Linked DNA regions of Homo sapiens: region 2 is linked to region 1. A link is an interaction called in ENCODE POLR2A ChIA-PET data of the cell type or tissue named here. Cell type or tissue: MCF 10A. All regions are shown on one strand. Each heading gives the region's core, and the rest is flanking DNA. Links, peaks and the distances in the headings are about the cores only. Region 1 has its middle 10 kb from the start of CXCL2. Region 2 has its middle 17 kb from the start of CXCL3.

Evidence for each region. ChIA-PET counts read pairs that join two places held together with the same protein. Peaks named below come from ENCODE experiments on the same cell type or tissue, not always from the same donor. Only the 100,000 strongest peaks of a DNase experiment are listed, where the experiment ranks them.
Region 2: POLR2A ChIA-PET joins it to region 1 with 11 read pairs; 6 of 35 experiments call an interaction of 5 or more read pairs at or near these places.

Annotation. Positions count from the first base shown.
Region 1 is chr4:74,105,001-74,113,913 of GRCh38, forward strand. No RefSeq gene overlaps it. Among named protein-coding and RNA genes, the nearest start is that of CXCL2, 10 kb to the left of the region's middle. RefSeq lists an enhancer at 4,512-4,806 and a silencer at 6,092-6,386. In MCF 10A, for the core only: no CTCF peak of the experiment used is centred there; DNase peaks (open chromatin) are centred at 4,241, 4,731, 5,071 and 7,161.
Region 2 is chr4:74,051,522-74,060,434 of GRCh38, forward strand. It overlaps the pseudogene PPBPP2. Among named protein-coding and RNA genes, the nearest start is that of CXCL3, 17 kb to the left of the region's middle. RefSeq lists cis regulatory regions at 5,032-5,975, 6,188-6,372. In MCF 10A, for the core only: no CTCF peak of the experiment used is centred there; a DNase peak (open chromatin) is centred at 5,460.

The DNA.
Region 1 (8,913 bases), core at 281-8,280:
GTATTTGTATTTTAGCAAAATAACTTTTGTGGCATTGAAGGTAAAATGCAGGGGAAATATTTAGGTTACCTGGGATCATTTTGATATTTTCCAAAATTGTTTCTAAGATTTATTATTGTGGGTCCACAATACCCCTTAGTTTTGGATTAATTTGACCCACAGAAGGTATTGAGGCAATACCTTTCTGAAAACTCCATATTTGAGCCTGAAGCATGCTTTGACTTTTTCAAGACCAATATGAATTTTATATGCTAACAATGTAACCACATTCTTTGTTTCTATTATAGAATTTTATTGAATTTAATACATATATTATTAATTTATAATACATAAATTATTTGTTGGATACAAATTGAAAGTCTTTGGACTACAGAGGAGTTTCTGTAATAATATATTTATCTGGGATGTAATCCTTTTCTGTTACATCTTTACTGTCATTTTTTTCTCTACTTTGCGTGCATATCCATGATAAAAATAGGTAGAAAATACAGTTTTGTGAGATAAAACATTGTTAGCTCTCTTGTATACCTGCAACAATTACACTTGGAACAAAACAATAACGGTGGCTATATTTTAAATTTTAAGGTCCCAACAGTCCCGTATAAAAGTCTAATCTCTACGGTCCTTAAACTCATTTCCTTTAAATCAGATTAAATTTGACTATATGCCTTCATTCCACCAAGGAGAAAACTATTCAATCTCAGTCATTATTGTAGCTCCCAGACCACACTGAAAGTACAAAAGGTCCCAAGGGATTTATCCAAGCAAAATATTCAGGGCTGTCCATCTGTACTTTGACTTATACTTGTTTTCCATAAAAGGACAAACATTGATATGGTCATTTTAAGTGCAGCACTGTCCAGCTCTTATCCATTCTGTAGCACAGAAATCTTTGCTAAGGTTGGTAATAACAGTGCTTGGTAATCTCTTAAGTACAAAGTACAGTCTTTCTTCCAGAGTCCTGCCACCTCCCTGGAAGGAGAGAGCAGCAAGGAGAAACAAAACCGTTAATTTTGGCAGTGTGTGAAACACTGTGATGGCCCCTTTTCCCTTCCCACTCCTCCCTCCCTGTGGCACACAGCCAGGAAGCAGATGAAGGATAGTTCGTGAGTTCAAAAAGAAGGGGAGATTTGAGAGTGGTAAGAAAAATAAAATAATGAATGATTCTCAAGAGAGGGAAAAGAGAGGCACATCCAAGGGATTTGAGGTTACTTAGCTAACTTTGAAAGTTTTGCCAACTGGTAGTCCAAGATTCAGGAATGAGGATTTTGAAATGAGAAATAAAGTTAAAGTAGCTGAAAAGGTGGAATGGAGACTAGGAGCTACTTCTGTGCTCCAGTGCCCTTCTGGTTCTATATTTTCTTCTTGCCTTATTCAGATGTTTGCCAAACTAACATTCAGGCCATGTAGGACATTGACTACACTGTCTCTCCTCTTCCTCAGTGCAGTTCTAAGGCTACACATATACTCAACCACTGGACTTATTTATTAAACAGCAACCATATTTCCAGGATTGAGGGAGCCACTGAGATCCAGAAATCAAAGTGTCTATTCCTTCCCTCACAAGAGCCACACTCTGGTTGAGCAGACAGGGATGTCAACAGGTGGTAATAACCCAGTGTTTATGCTAGGCATTGTGTATGATTACATATGTAAGGAACTGGGGATAAAAAGAAGGGCAAAATACTGAATTTGTCCTTAAAGTGCTTAAATTCTAAAATGTAGAATAAACAATTTTTTTAAAAAAATGTATTATGTTATGGTCAGTTCCATATGGGGTCCATTACTGCTCTTAGACTCAGGAAAGAAGGTCCCCCTGTCCTGAGCCTAAGCTTCAGAAGATCTCACTAGCACAACCTTGCAAAAAAACCACAAATGTATTAGAGAACCCCGGGGGGCACTTCTGCCACCTGAGGAACCAGAGCCTAGAGTGGGCGCCAAATGACCCTTAACCTCCTAAACTTCCTTAACACTAGATACTTACTTTCTTGATTAACGAAGTTCAAGCCCAAGGCTGAGATCCCAGAGGGACACAGTGGGGAGCCTAAAGAATAATGATCATGGTGGTTGAGCTCCCTTCTGTTCTCTTTGGCTCTGGAATGACTATGAGGAGCTCAAAGCATATTTACAAACCAAAATTTTCACAGGGAACTTGGCCGAAGAAGCTTGGAAAAAGTCAAGAGGACCATGTATCCTTACTGCCGACTATTTCCACATTTTCCACATCTTTTTCTGAGATCAGTTAATAAGCATAACCCTAAGGAATCAGTCCACCAGATGCTTTTTAATTTATTCTGAAAGCTCAGTGTCTAGGTAACTTACCACAGCTGACATATTACAATGTGTGAATATAGCATCAAATGTATGCTTTGTTTCTGCATCCAAGTAGTGCTTTAGGAATCTTATTGTCACTGCATTAGAAGAGTAAAATGTCTCCAAATTTAAATTAATTATAAATAAATGTAAGAAATGATTGAAGCATCATCTAAAATGGCACTATTGTCTATAGAACAAAAATTATGTGACCATTTCAATTATAAAAATGTAATTACTAATTTTGCTGAAGTGAAGAAAAATAAATTTTATATAATAAATATAGAATAATAGAATAAATCTTAAATTATGCATGATTTTATTTTGTATGCATCCAGACATTGCCTACACAATAACAGAATACCCAGATATGGAATTACAAATTCACTTTTCTCTGATATTTTGCTGATTCTCATCATACAAATTCCATAACTTTATATATTTTTAAAATGTTATTAATATATGGTCATGTGTCACATGAAGATCAGAACGCATTCTGCAAAATCTGGCATTAGGCTGTTTCCTCCTTGTGTGAACATCTTAGAGTCCACTTATGCAAACCCAGATGGTGTAGCCTACTCCACACCTATGCTATATGCTCTATTCTATTCTCCCAGGCTACAAGGCTGTACATCATGTTGCTGTACTGAATACTTAGGCAATTGTAACACAACAGTATTTGTGTATCTAAACACACAAAGGATACAGTAAATATATATATTAATAGTACTGTAATCCTATGTCCTCACCATTGTGTATTCCAACTGTAGTTGTCCAAAATGTCATTATGTAGTGCATGACTGTATATCTGTGAAGACAGGAAGATCCTCAGACTCATTTTATTTAACATTTTGTTAGCTAGTTAAGAAAACCGTAAATATTTAGACAGAGAATCATGGGCTTCTCTGAACTCTCTCTCAAGACCCCACAATTGTTAGATATGGCCTCATGAAGCATTGAAGAGTGCATATGGAGGAAAATTATGAAAAATTATCCTAGAACAGATGACTGAAAAGATGAATTTTGGAAAAAATCTAGGTTATTATAACATATTTTAATTTGTACTAATTTTGACACCCCCTCAGAGGAATTTTTATGTTTTTGAAACAAGAATTATTTCTGTTTTTATCTACACACAGAGTTCATTTTATAAGTGCTTGGAACCCAACAGAGCTTAATGAATTGAATAGGATGTTCTTGGGAAAGAGAGTATAGATAATACGCTTCAATAGTTAAGACATCAGGTGAGAAAGCCATTAATTTTAGTTAAAATTACCATTTTAATTAGTCATTTTATGATAACATAGACAATGGAAGATGATTAAGAAAAATGAAGAATCAGCATTTCTTGATTCTTCAATAGACACTTGAAAAACTACAACACAAGGAAAACCCACTGTTTGATGGTCTAAGATCCTATCCCACTATGCTGACATTTGTCAAAACACTTAAATTGTTTGGTTTAAAGAAACTCCTTTTTATCCCTGCTACTAATACAAAGAATATACTTGTGTTTGTTCATTGAAGAGTTTCTAAGTATTAGAATTTCAGCAACAGGAAATTCATTTCTCAACTTGTATTCTTCACACAAAAGGCATCAAATTGCTCATGAGTTAATAGGTTGACAGCTATTGTCATTTCCTGGTGGGAAACTTTCATAGTTAGAGGAAAAGAAGGCTGAACACCAGATGCTGTTCATCATGTATTTTGGGATATGTTCTTGAAGGTCTGAGATTTACACTGAATTTATAAAGCAATGCCATTGAGTCAAGTAGAGAAGAATCTAGATTATAGAACAAGGCTGTGAAGTCAGATGGTTGTGCCAACAGTGTCTGCTGTGCAGAACCTTTAGCTCCCACTTCTCTCTCACATGCACTGAGTCAGAAAATGCTATTTTGTAGGCTGTAGCTACTTGTCAGGTTTATGACTCAACAAACTGAAATATTAGCCAAATGAAATATTGTTGTGCAATTCAGGGTGCTCACTCATAGCACATACAGTGTTGAATATAATCATCTATAGCTTCAAATGTGCTGGTCATGAGTCCACTAAGAAATGCAGAAAAGAAGCAAGAGGAGAAACAGTCTGACCTTAGCTGCAAAGGGCACCAGGATGCCAGCATGCTAGAGTCATGCTGGTTTCCCCCTTCATGGAAGTGACAGGCCCATGACAAATTTACGCAAATATGACATGGAAAATAATTTCTTGAAGAAAACTTCTTTTGCCATATGTTTCCTGGTTTTCTTCTGGTTTGGCCTGTGAATGGTATCAGTTTATTTTCGAGTCTAGTATCCAATATTCCTGGAAGCTAGGGCTGAGGAATGTTCATTTCACAGGATGGCCAAGGTCTGATATGCAAGGCTGGGATTGAGTGAGGCCCCAGGGCAGGCTGAGAACAGGAAGCGGTTTCACTGACATTCCATTCCTTTCTCTCCCTGACCACTCCCATCTCAGAGTGGCCAAGGATCACTGAAGAAATAGTAATTGTCATCTAAACCTCATAACAGGGGTGTCTGGCACTTGAGAGTTGACCCACTTCAATTTATTCAAGCTCCCACTCAAAAAAACTCTCCTTGACTTACAGGATATGAATACCAATTCCCTAAAGCAAAGCATAGTGAGAATTTCAGTAAAAGAAAAGAAACGAAAACCCCAGAAAAAGTATTCAGTAATTGAAGAGTCACCATCCCGAGGGTCCTATAGGAGCTCACCCTTGGTCGGTGAGAACTACTCAGTCAGCCTCACTTACCTCATTGCTCTGGCCAGCTCATACAGGCTTACAAGAGCAGGTTATTAAATGGTCAGGAATTTTGATAGCCAGTTATTCATTGTTGGAAGCATAAATTTGACCACAGTGGGAGTGTTTATGGAAATCAGCAAATGCTACAAATCTGATTTTTTTTTAAATTTGAAAGCTGTTTTACCAACACACCGCGGCTTATAGCTCTGCATAAACATAATCTGTATCAACTTTATCCTCTTTTTCCTCCCCTTACTATAGCCTCTGTCCTCTGCCCTCATTATCCTCTGCTGGGATCTCTTGAATATTTTTTCCCCTTTAGCTGGTTTTCTCTTTCACTCATTGATTTGTCCTGGGTTTCATCATCTAGGCAACTCTCACGCACAGAAAATTCTTGGGAGTTGTTCTCACTAGACTGATAGCAATACCACTTTTATTTATTATTATTATTATTATTATTATTTTGAAACAAGCAAAGGCTCTAGGAATGAAATACTAGAAGATGAAGGATTTTTTTCTTCTGGATCATAAATCTGGGCATCCCATGCCTACATGTTCTGGGACTCATGAGGCATTCTATTGATCCCCAAATTGCTATTAATAGATACCAAGTGAAAATTTGGTATCTCTTCCCATCAGCCCTAATCTCAGAATGCATTATCTTTTCTAAGCAACAACTGAAGCCTGTGTGCACTAGCAGTTAAATGTGTATCTGCAGGAGGTTTAAATATTCCTAAGTGAATGTGGGAAGTGGTAGTGTATTTTGGAATTCAAGGGATCTTAGAAATAATGTAGTCTAATTTGCTCATTAGTCTGGTGAGTAAACAGAGTTTCAGACAGATTAGCAGTTAGTGGTAGAATCAGTACTAGAATTCAGATCCCTGGCTTCCTCTTCTGGGCATTTTCAAATCTGCAACAATGTCTATCTTAATTAACATTATAATTAGGACCAAGATAATCTTCATTCAACTCAACAAATATTTTTTGACTACCAGATATATTTCTATGTGCACTTATTTTATACTAGGTACTGTTCCAGGAGTTGAGACTACCAAGAAGTTCTCTACTTTTTAGAGCATTCTTTTGAGAACTAACATTATTTGTATTAGTATGACTTAACTCTTTGTTCCAGGAAATTCTTACATAGAAAATAAAACTAAGCTCATGGAGAACTTTGCCATTTGCTTGAGGAAATTCTTCTAAGTCAGTTTATTCAGGACATCAGTTTGCACATCTGAGCCAGCAGATCACTCCTCAGACAAGTTCGCTTTTTCTAGCAAGACCCTCACCTGTTTTGTCCACTAACTCTATTATGTCAACAACTGTGCCCAATTCCAGTCCATTCCCTACCTTGTCAGATCAGTTTTAAACATTTTGAGTCCAATTCTCTGAACATCCTCCTTCTGAGACACTAAAATGCTGTCAGAGCATTGTTCCTCCTGTTGAGTAATTCTAATAAATTTAACGTTTCCTGATTGAAGGGGTTTTTTGTTGTTGTTGTTGGTAGTATTTCTGATGAATTGGCAGTTGATATGTTCTATTGGAGACTAGAACATAAGAATGGGGAAGGTGATACTTATAATAATCTATCTGGGTATAGTTAGGATCTTCACATGCCACACTATGTAGTGACATAATTTGACCTGGAAATAGCTGGTCACATTGGCTATATTGATAGCAACAGGAGATAGACAAATTCTTAGGCAGACAGGGATGCGTCCCTGGTAAAACCTGATCTCCAAGCCAAAGACAGCCTGAAGACTGAAAACTGAGCTGCCAGTTCGGGGTAGAGCCCATGACCAGAGTGAGAATTTCCTCGATGCCTTTTAGCCAATATAATGATGCTTTTTCCAGGCCCACCCATGGACCAATCAGCATACACTCCCCCATTCTGAACCCATAAAAACCCCAAACTCAGCCTTACAGACAGCCACCTGCTTTTGGGCCTCCTCTCACACAGAGGACCATCCACTTCAAGTCCCCTCTTGTGTTGAGAGCTTTTCTGCCACTCAGGAAAATTCTTCTCTGCTTTGCTCACTCTCCGGTGTCTGTGTACGTCATTCTTCTTGGTCACAGGACAAGAACCCGGAACATGCCAAAAGGGTGTAACACATACTCCTGCTCACTGAGTTACAGGAGTGAAAAAAACCACTGGGTGCCGCATGCCCCTATTTAGCAGGTACAAATGAGCTGTAACACAACACACCCCCATCCTCCAAGCTGCAGGCAGCAGGGAGAGCTGTAACATGCCTCCATCCTCCGAGCTGCAGGCTCAAAGAAGTGAAGCAGTTAGGCACTATTCCCTCCTGGCCAGCTTGCTGAACTACAAAAGCTGCAACATTTCTTGGGAGCTTAGACCTCAGGATTCCCCAGGCGAGAGCTGTAACATCACCTGGGGCTCCACAGTTGCTGGCATCTCTGAGTTTTCAGGTGCCACTGCATTCCCCTCATCTAGACTCCGGCTCCCAATGCAAAAGCTGCCTGTGGCATGCCAAGTTTAGCCACAGGCAAAACACAGAGTCCCTGTTCAGATGTGGGATCCAAGCAGGTAGCACAAGCTGAGTACAGCCCATCAGGCTGAGTGGGAAGAGTGAGCCCAGCAGGCCTTGGCAAGACTACAGGCAGAGGTCACAGCAGCCACAGAGATTTCCAGCTGGTGAAGCAGCACTGAAGGAGTCCTGTAACAGTATGTTAGTCTACAAACTTGGTAAATTCTCATTCTCTGTTTTCTGTGACATTTTGATTTTAAAAATTTTATTCTCCAATACATCGCAAGGACTGGATATCTTGCCCTCTATTTTGAAAGTATGGTGTCCAAATTCATAGGAGAAGGCAAGGGTAGGTGACTCAGAAGGCACACACACCAAAAAGAGTCATTGGAGGAACAACCCAGGAAGCCATAGAAGAATGTTATCCCAAACTAGATGGAAAAGTTTTGTTTTTATGTAATTTAGAAAAACATTCTTATTATTTATTTGCTTAAAGTTTGTCACCATTTTTTCAAATTTTTTTTATAGAATGCCATCCTATTTAAACTACTATCCACAACATGAAATATAGTTACCACAAACATAAAAATAGCCAAGTGGTGGAATGGGGAGGAGGGACCCTGAACTGTTGACCAGGAGGTGGCCTCTGGTAAGCCTCACCATACCTTGATGAAAGAGCCCTCAAAACTCTCCATCTCCTTTGACTTTAATTCTGTACAATCTTCTAATTTAGATACTGATATAGTTTGGATGTTTGTCCACTCCAAATCTCATGTGGAAATGTGATTCCCAATGTTGGAGGTGGGGTCTGGTGGGAGGGGAATGGATCTTGGGGACAGATTCCTTATGAATCGCTTAGCACCATTCCCCTTGGTGATAAGTGAGTTCTTGCTCAGTTAGCTCATGTGAGATCTGGTTGTAGAGTCTGGGACCTTCCCTCTTCTCTCTTTTGATCTCTCTCTCACCATGTGACAATCACTGCTCTCCCTTTTTCTTTTGCCGTGATTGTAAGTTTCCTGAGGCCCTCACCAGAAGCAGTTGCTGAAGTCATGCTTGCATAGCCTGCAGAACCATGAGCCAATTAAACCTCTTTCCTTTATAAGTTACCCAGTCATGGTTATTCCTTTATAGTGCTTTATAGTCCTTTATAGTGACTCATAAATGGCCCAATACAGGTACTTAGCCTTTTGGTTAAAAGATACCAACACATAGGTGACTAGATTGCAGATCATTGGCATTTTGAATTGTTTTTTAAGTACCCATATTACTGTGGTTTACGCCAAATTGAATCTATTATGTAGAAATATGCCTATAAAACTACTTTCAAATTTGTACAAATATCAGTTTCTCAAAGCGTATATATATATATAT
Region 2 (8,913 bases), core at 603-8,602, 53 kb before region 1:
GACTTTATCTCACCTTCATTTATAAAGGAAAATTTTGCTAGATGTAGTATTCTTGGGTGGAAGATTTTTTCCTCCAACATTTTGAGTATATCTTCCCATTCTCTTCTGATGTGGAAGTATTATGTTGAGAAATCCACTGTTAGTCTGATGGGGTTTTCTTTATAGGTAGCTGAACACTTTTCTCTTGCTGTTTCTAGAATTTGTTTTTAACTTTGACTTTAGACACCCATAGGGAAAACCTGTTTGCATTTTATCTGTCTGGGCACATTGAACCACCTGAATCTGAATGTCTAAATCTCTTGCTAGATTTGGAAATTTTCATCTATTTTTGCATTGAATAGATTTTCTAATCTTTTCTTTGTTTCTTCACCCTCAGGTATACTGATAATTTGTTTATTTTTTCATTTTATATTGTCTCAAATATCACAAAGCCTTTGCTCTTTCTTTATTATGTTTTCTTTATTTTTATCTAACTGAATTATTTCAAAAGGCCTGTCTTCAAATTTTAACATTTTTTCTTCTGCTTGAGCTAGCCTATTATTGACACTTTTAAACGTATTTTATATTTCCTTTAATGAATTCTTAAGTTCTAAGCTTTTTATTTGGTTTGTATTAAAAATATCTACCTTTTCAGTAAATTTATCATTTGCATTCTGATTTTTAAAAATTTATTTCTATTGTCTTTCAGAATTCTCGAAAATATCACTGAGTATCCTTAAAAAATCAATATTTTGAATTCCTTATTTGGAACTTTGAAAATTTCTTTTTGATCAAGATATATGCTAGAGAATTAATGTTTTCCTTTTGAGGTGTTATATTTTCTTGCTTTTTTATGTTTCCTGTATCCTTATATTGATTTCTGGGTATGTGGTATAAAAGGAAATTTTCCTATTTTGGAATTTTCTTTAGTAGGGGATAACTTTTTTCTGAAGATGTATTTATGGTGTTTGGTGGGTCAAGTACTTTGGCTTTGATTCTGGGTGCATGGAGTACCATAGTCTGTGTGATTACTTTGGCTGTAAACATCATTAGTTGTATCTGTAATGTCCCCTATACTACACTAGGTGTACAATAGGTTATACCATCTAGATTTATGTAAGTGCATACTACGGTGTTCGAACAATGACAAAATCACCTAATGAGGCATTTCTCAGAATGTAGTCCTATTATTAAGTACTGCATTTTTGAGCATCTGCATCCAACCCAATAGCTGTTGCGGAACTTGCAAGTGGTGGAGCCAGGTTAGCCCATTATTCTGACTGGAGAGGATGTGCTTTTAGCTGGGTCATAACTATCTCATAAAATTGTTTATTCCTGCATGCAAAACACTTTATATGCTTGGCATATTAAAAGTGATTAATAAATTTGAACTATTATCATGCTATATAAAGAATGATACAGATCATAACTTGTGAATTTTGTTGGCCATATTGTGAAATACCAAAGTGTGAAACAAAACGAGAAGGGAAGAAGTAAAGCTTTTATCCACAGCAATTATGTTCAAATTAATAATATATAACAACAAATAAATAGAAATTGTTATTCTTATGTTAATACTTTTGTAGTAACAAAATTAATTTTGTTAATGAAAATTTTGTAGGTATAAATTTTAGGGGTTAAGAAATGAATGGAAATTTTGTTGATTAAAAAAAGAATTAGTAGTCTAGTAAAGGTTAAGTTCTACATTGTACTTACTTACAAGGTCAATACTAATGCTAGAATTGTAACCATGTAGATGTTAACTAAATGCTAATATATACAAACATGTCAGGGTAAAACATTTAACCTCAAGAATTTTTTTTCCTTTCTTTCTTTCTTGTTTCAAAAAATATCACAGGTTTTTTAATGGGATACATTAATTCATTTCCATCATCTATTTTTTATTCTACCAGGGGTAAATATATACACTTTAAAGTAAAAAAGCAGAGTTCACAAGACTTACATTCTACAACTTTATTATTTTTAGGGTTTGAAGGCTAAAACAAACATCAGAAGAAACTTTCAGAAGATGTTTTAAGCAAGACATAATAGCACTAAGACACTAAAAGACCCTATTAAGTTCCTGAACATACTAACAAAAATTTATTGAGCAAGTATTTTGCGCTGGGCTCTGTGTGATTCCTAATATCATTAACCATTATTAAATCTGTTTATTATCATCAGCATGTCTAGTCTTACAGTAGAGTGGGGTTGGAAAAATCAACAAAGATGTGTTTCAATAGAAATTTTCAAATAAATAAAGGGAAAGTGCACTACAATGTTTAGCCAAGGATTGGGGGTAAAACATATATTATATATTGAAGCATGGCTTGCTTATTTTCACCTTCTTTCTGTTATCTTTTATCCAGCATTCTCAGAATAAAATGAGATTTTTGAAACAGAATAGAACTTAGATCAAAATTTTAATACAGTAAGAATAAGTATCCTGGATAAATAAGAATCTGAGAAAGTCAAGACTTCAAAATCCTCCCCTTCCAGTGAAAAGCGTTAGCAGAAAGTTAACAAATTAACCAGATGAATTCATCAACTTTCAACATTTTCTGTACAATTTTATTGATTCTGGGAGCATCTGGGTCCAGGCAGATTTTTTCTCCCATCTTACAGAGTGGCTCTGCAAGAGAGAATAGAATTATCTGTGGGTGTCCTGGCCTGAATATCAGAAAGGATCTGTGAGACTGGAGGAAATGAATGCAGATGGGGATGGAGGTAGAGGGCTTCCCTGATGAGGCGATAGCACAGAAGCAGTGGCTTACATTACTTCGTCTTTGCTGCAATGGGGTCCTGCTGAGACCAACTCCAAATTGTGGATGTTTCTGGGATGAAGTACAAAGGTTGACTTCACATACACGCAGCGCAGTTCAGTGTACAAGTCACTGTCTACACTTACAGCTGGGGTAAAAAGTGATCTATTAGTGGTCGTGAATATTTTTCTCAGTTCTCTCAATTGTAAATTGAAGGTAATTGTACCTCTCTCATAAAGCCATTGTGAATATGATCTGTAAAGCTTTAGTAAAGTGCCCAGCAGAATGCCCAGCAAATGTGAAGTGCCCCCTCTCTGTGACCCCTCCACTTGGATTTGTTGTTATAATGGCACTCTCCAGCCCCAGGAGCACCAAGCCAGTCTTTCTCCCAGATACAGGTATAGCAGAAGCAGCAACAGGTGCAAGGAACAGATCTCTACATTTCCTTTTCCCTATGTTTCTCTTAGTTTGTCCATTGGTGGAGGAACCCAGAACAGTCAACAGCAGCACCTGCAGGGCACAAAGTGATCTGGCACAGCTGCAGGGTGGCATTGAGTCTGAGGCTTATGGTGCAGAAGCCGAAGTTAAAGATGTTTCTAGAGCCTGAAGACTTCCTCTTGAGGGTGAGTTGCTGCCTACAAGTCTGCAGTTAAGTGGCTTTTCATACCCCTTGATGTCATTTATATGCTCTCCCTTGAAGTCAGTAAGGAGAAAGAGGTAGGGAAGGGGGAAGTGAGGGTATGTGGTGATACACACACACAAGCTTGTCAAGCTGTGCCCAACACAGGTCAAAATTCCTACTAAGTTGCATGTTATGCATCACTTCACATTCCCACTCTCCCTTTCTCAATACCTATCTCCCTTACACATGTGTAAGGACTCTACTTAGGAAGGTAAGAACTAGACTGAAACACTACATATATTTTCTTTGTATGAGCCTGTAACAATATGTGCTGTCTTTCCTACAACACAGTTTATAGGCTTTGTTTATAGGCTCCTATAGACACTTTAGGGGCACCTGAAACCACAAATATATGGCCCTGCGCCAAAGACAGCAGATGTTCTTTGGGACCGTATGGATAAAATAAGAGCCAATTATCATCAGAGGCTTACTTTGGATTTTAGCTTACTGAATTCTTTCTGCCTTAGAAATAAATTTTATAATTTTATCAAGAAACTACAAACAAAACTCATTCTCTCTTTTGTTTTTTTTTTTTTTTTTAGTTTTCAAGCCAATTTTTCTTATTGTTGAACAATTATTCACTATGCCTACTGAAGTTATTTGGAACTGTTTTTAAGTGTGATAACCTACAGGTCACATTTTACAGTTTACATTATAAGTAAGCAGACTTCCAAATTAACCCACCTTGGAAAGGTTTGGTGACTTGATGTTGACATTCTATCTCTGAGTAAAGCATTTTATTATGAGTTCCTCAGATTGTTGACGTACTGATTAATGTAGAACCTGATGACACTGAATAGGACCATGATTTATTTCTAAGTTACACTGAAACAAGAAGTTTTCTGATTGTTTTGCACGTAGACATTTAGCCTGTATGTAGTAATCTAATGATTGTAACTCCTTTATTTTATCCTCCGATGAAAAAGAGGACAACTCTGGTATGAGGAGCCTTCCTCTCTTCTTCTAAACTTTCCCATAAAGCCCTTTTAGCTTATGAAAGACTCTAGAACACCCCCAACTTTGTTGATGTGTCTTTCCAGGTCTGTCTTCCCATTTGGCTTTCAATAAACTTTTCTAAAATTATTTATGCCTCCACAGAAATAATTTCAGTAGATAAATGTATTTCTTATTTTTTCCACCCTACTTAATTTTTTCTTATAAATTAGAGTTTAGCAGTAGAAAATATTGAACTAAAATAATTTTTCTTCCCATCTCAACACAGAACTGTCTAGTCTTAAGCAAGCTTAAAAGAAGGGCACAAGCTGAGAGTTTGGCTTCTTCTGAGAGCTGAGATATGGAGTCAATAGCAAAGAGAAGCTCAGCAGGACACAGAATGAGGAGAACAGGCTTCTTTCTAGCTCCTCCTGCAGGATGACTTTACAACCTTTTCTTGTTATTGAGATTGAGATATTGTGAATTCTCAAGTCAGATACATTTTCATTCAATCATAAAATCAAAGCTATCTCCAGAGCAAGATATAAAGGTCTTTAGCACTATTCATAGTATCTTTCATTTTCTGTTCAACCCCTTAAACACATTGTTGAGAATATTTATTAGCTTCACTGGACACTTTTTTTCTTTCCATACTAACCCTATGCAGATTTCTTTCCTCGTTCATTAGTAAGATTTCCAAAAAGTTCCTAATCCTTTTGAGGAAACTACAGGAAAAGTCTCCTGAAGTAATGATGTTTTTGAGTGAGTTGACAGTAGGAAAGAGGTAGGCATGGATCACAGTATCTTTGAGTAATTGCCTTAATCAGCAAATGTGGCTTGTCACAAAAGACACATCATCAGCAAGGGTCATGAGGAAGTAGTAACAAATTTCATGAGTCATCAAAATTGTATAAGCCTATTAGTCAGCTTTTAATATAAAACAACTTTTTGCTAATTTTCATTAACTCAAAAAATATTGATTAAGCATCAATTATGTGCCAGGCTTTATGAAGTTCGCTTCTTTGCATGACTTAGTCATTTTAACTATTTCTTTTTTAAAAGCGAGGCCTAAAAACTTTGTGCAAAGTAATGGGCTATGAGTCATACTCTACTATTACGACAATGATGACAACTGCTACTGTTAACTGCTATTACTATCATTTGCATCATTCCCTTCAATTTCCAAGATCAGAAACACTATACACACAGTGATAAACTGTACAAAAATGGTTAAAAGATATTTTTTAAATGAGTAATTCAGTTGAAAGCAATTAGCTTATACAAAATTATGATTTAAATAAATGCTAGAAGTAGAAAAAAAGTCAGGTTTTTTGGTTTTAAAATAACTTCACAGCCTTTTTATAAATCTTGCATTGTCACTGTGGCTTTGTGTATGTGTGTATATTGCAGGAGGTAAGTTATTTTATCTCTTTTCGCTTTAAGTCATATAAATGCAGAGTCATTCAGGAAACAAGCAAGTTATCTAAGACCTAAAGCACATCTTATGTTAGCTATTTTAAAACAAAATTATCTAGAGACACTGCAGGACCACTATTCATAAAATTCAGACATAGACTAGCTCTTTTCTGCCTCACACAGCACATTCTTAACACACTTTTCCCAAATCCTTTCAAGTATGAAGGAAATAGACTGCCACCTGCAAATGCAAATTAATCACAAAAACAATTGCTTCAGAAAATGCTTAGGGATAGTACAATTTTCTATAAGTTTGTTAAAGTATCTTAATCAATAAATTAAAATATTAACCAGCAAAAGATTTTCTATAAGTGCTGAAACCAAACGTGCTTTCTGTGTAACTGTTAGTTGATAAGAATTGTTCAGATGTCAATTACTCTGGCACTCAAGTTAATTGAGGTTTTACTGTCTACTGCCCACAGGTGAAGCATGGGCTGAAAGTGGGAGGAGAGTGGGGAGGGTGAAGGAGTTGAGGGGGAAGTATCTTTCTGGGTACTATTACATACAAGTACTTCAAAGTTTTGCAGGCTTCAGAATTTATACTTTAAATTATGTTGATAAATGCCATTTATTGAATCTCAAATGTATGAAAGGTACACAGTTTCTCTACATACTCATTCATTTGAGGAAATTCTAGCATAATGTTGTTCTAGAGCCTGCAAACACATTCAATTGTTACCAAGTACCATTAATCCTCTTTTATTTGTAATAAGTCAACCTTACTTTCTGTGGCTTAAAATAAATATATTATTTCTGATATATCTGCATGTTAATGTGAGGTTCTTCGGTTAAGCTCACTTCAGTGAGCGCAGTCGGAAGCAACTGAAATGGTTAAAAATAAAAAATGGCCTCATTCACATGGGAGGTGGTTGGTGTTGGCTGTTGGCTGAGATTTCCCCTGGGGTACTTGGGTCCTTCTCCGCCTCTTTTTTAAGTACAATTATTTTACTTCCATGAATAAACAGAAATAAGGCATGGTGGGAAGGAAGGAGAAAAGATAAGAGAAGGAGAGAGAAAAGAAGGAAAAGGAAAGCAGTAACAAATTAGAAAGAAAAAAAAGACAACATAAGCCCCTCCAACTCCCTCCTCCTCTCTTCCTTCTCTCCTCTCTTCTGTCTTCTAGCCCTTCTCACTTCTCCTCCCCTTTTTTGATCCCTTTCCCTTACTGAAAAATCTTTAGTTTCTGTGTGAAAATGGAGTATATTTTCTGCAAAAAGATCTTAACTTAGACCTAAAGCTCTTATCTTTGTAATTTCTAGATGATAAGGATTCTGCACAGGGTCAGATATATAACAAGATTATTAATTAATATCAATAAATATTTGATTGATGAATGTTTATATGAAGGAAAATACATCATACATTTTGGTAGTACCTATGTAACTGACAGAAAACATATACAAAGTATACATTTAACAGTGCTTTGTTGTAAAGACTCATAGCTTATACTAACTTTTGCAAATCCATACTAATATAAATATATATAACATTAATCCAACTGCAGTTTGAGTGTATGTATATACATACTAATAGGGTTAGTCTTTCTTTCCTTTTCTTACTTTTCCTAAGATGAGATATTTTATATGAAACTTATTTTTAGTAATGTTCTTTCTATCATCTCTAATAAGAAAAGTATAGACTCTTAGAGCCAGATATTTCTAGGAAGTTAAACAGATATTTTCATTTGATTCAACAAAAAGTTATTTGACACTCCACAATCTAAATACTATATAGGTCTACTTACATTTTAATTTCACAGTTTATACACTTTGATTAATTCTAAATACAATCTCTTTACATCTGGAAACTTTTCTGAGTTTTTCCAGTGCCTAGAAGGAAAAGATAAGAGCCATAGCTGGCTTACCAAATGTGCCAAACACAATGACAGCCATCAGGAGGAGTGCTGGTGAGTTCTGAATACCCATGTCTGTACTTGATCTTGATCCTGGTCTAAATGGTGGAATCAATACTGCAGCCCACCTGCATGTGCTCTCTACAACCCTGAGAATGGTTTATTGCTCTCCTCCTACTCTCTCCCCACTAAAGAACAAAAGTTACAGTTTATCAAGTAGCTTGCTTGTCACTTATAAGCCAATAAAGACACTGAGTTTGTTTTTCAATCATTGTTTTAATTGGGGTTTTAGGGACATGATGAGATGAGTTTGTTGAATAGAGAAACGAGTCTATTACGTCCTGGGGGTGAAACTGCATAATTGAGAAGGAGTCAATGCCAGTTGTGGTTAATGGTGACTTACAAAATGGAGTCTTGAGAATATCTATGCAACTTTACCAATGACATGTTTGTACAAAGCAGGGAATTAAGACACACTTCCTCAGAGAGTACTTGCTTTTGTATTTTGTACCTATTTGCATAATCCCATTTAAACTATTAATAGAATTTGTCAAACTAAAAGTATATGTACAGCTTAGATATGCTGCAGAGAATTCAAGTTCAGACTATGACTTTTTTCCTGTCAAAAACTGCAAACTACCATTTACTTGTTGTTTCAAGACAGCTGTTTCCATGGGCTTGAAGTTTAATTAATTAAGAGTGACCTATGAGCTGTGATTTTGTTTCTTAAGCAGTTTCATAAGTGACCTTACTTATCCCATAGTGACCACATTTTAATTTTTGCATTAAAAAAATCAAACAACAAAACATTTTAATTGGTTTTCTAGGGCTACCATAACAAAGTATCATAGACTAGATGGTTTAAACAACAGAATTTTTTTTTATCTTAAGGTTCTGGAGCTTGGAAGTCCAAAATCAAGGTTTGACAGGTTGTTTCTTTCTGAGGACTATGAGAGAAGAAGTTGTTCCAGGTATGTCTACCTGCTTAGTAGATGGTCATCTTTATGTTTACATGGTGTTTTCCTTGTATGCATATCTGTCTCCAAATTTTCTCTTTTGATAAAGTTACAGGCCATATTGAATTAGGGGCTCACCATAATAACCTCATTTAACTGGATTACCTCTTTAAGGATCCTGTGTCCAAACAAGATCACATTCTGGAGTATTGGGAGTTAGGATTTCAATGTATAAATTTGAGGTATAATTCAACTCAAAACAGCATTTAACTG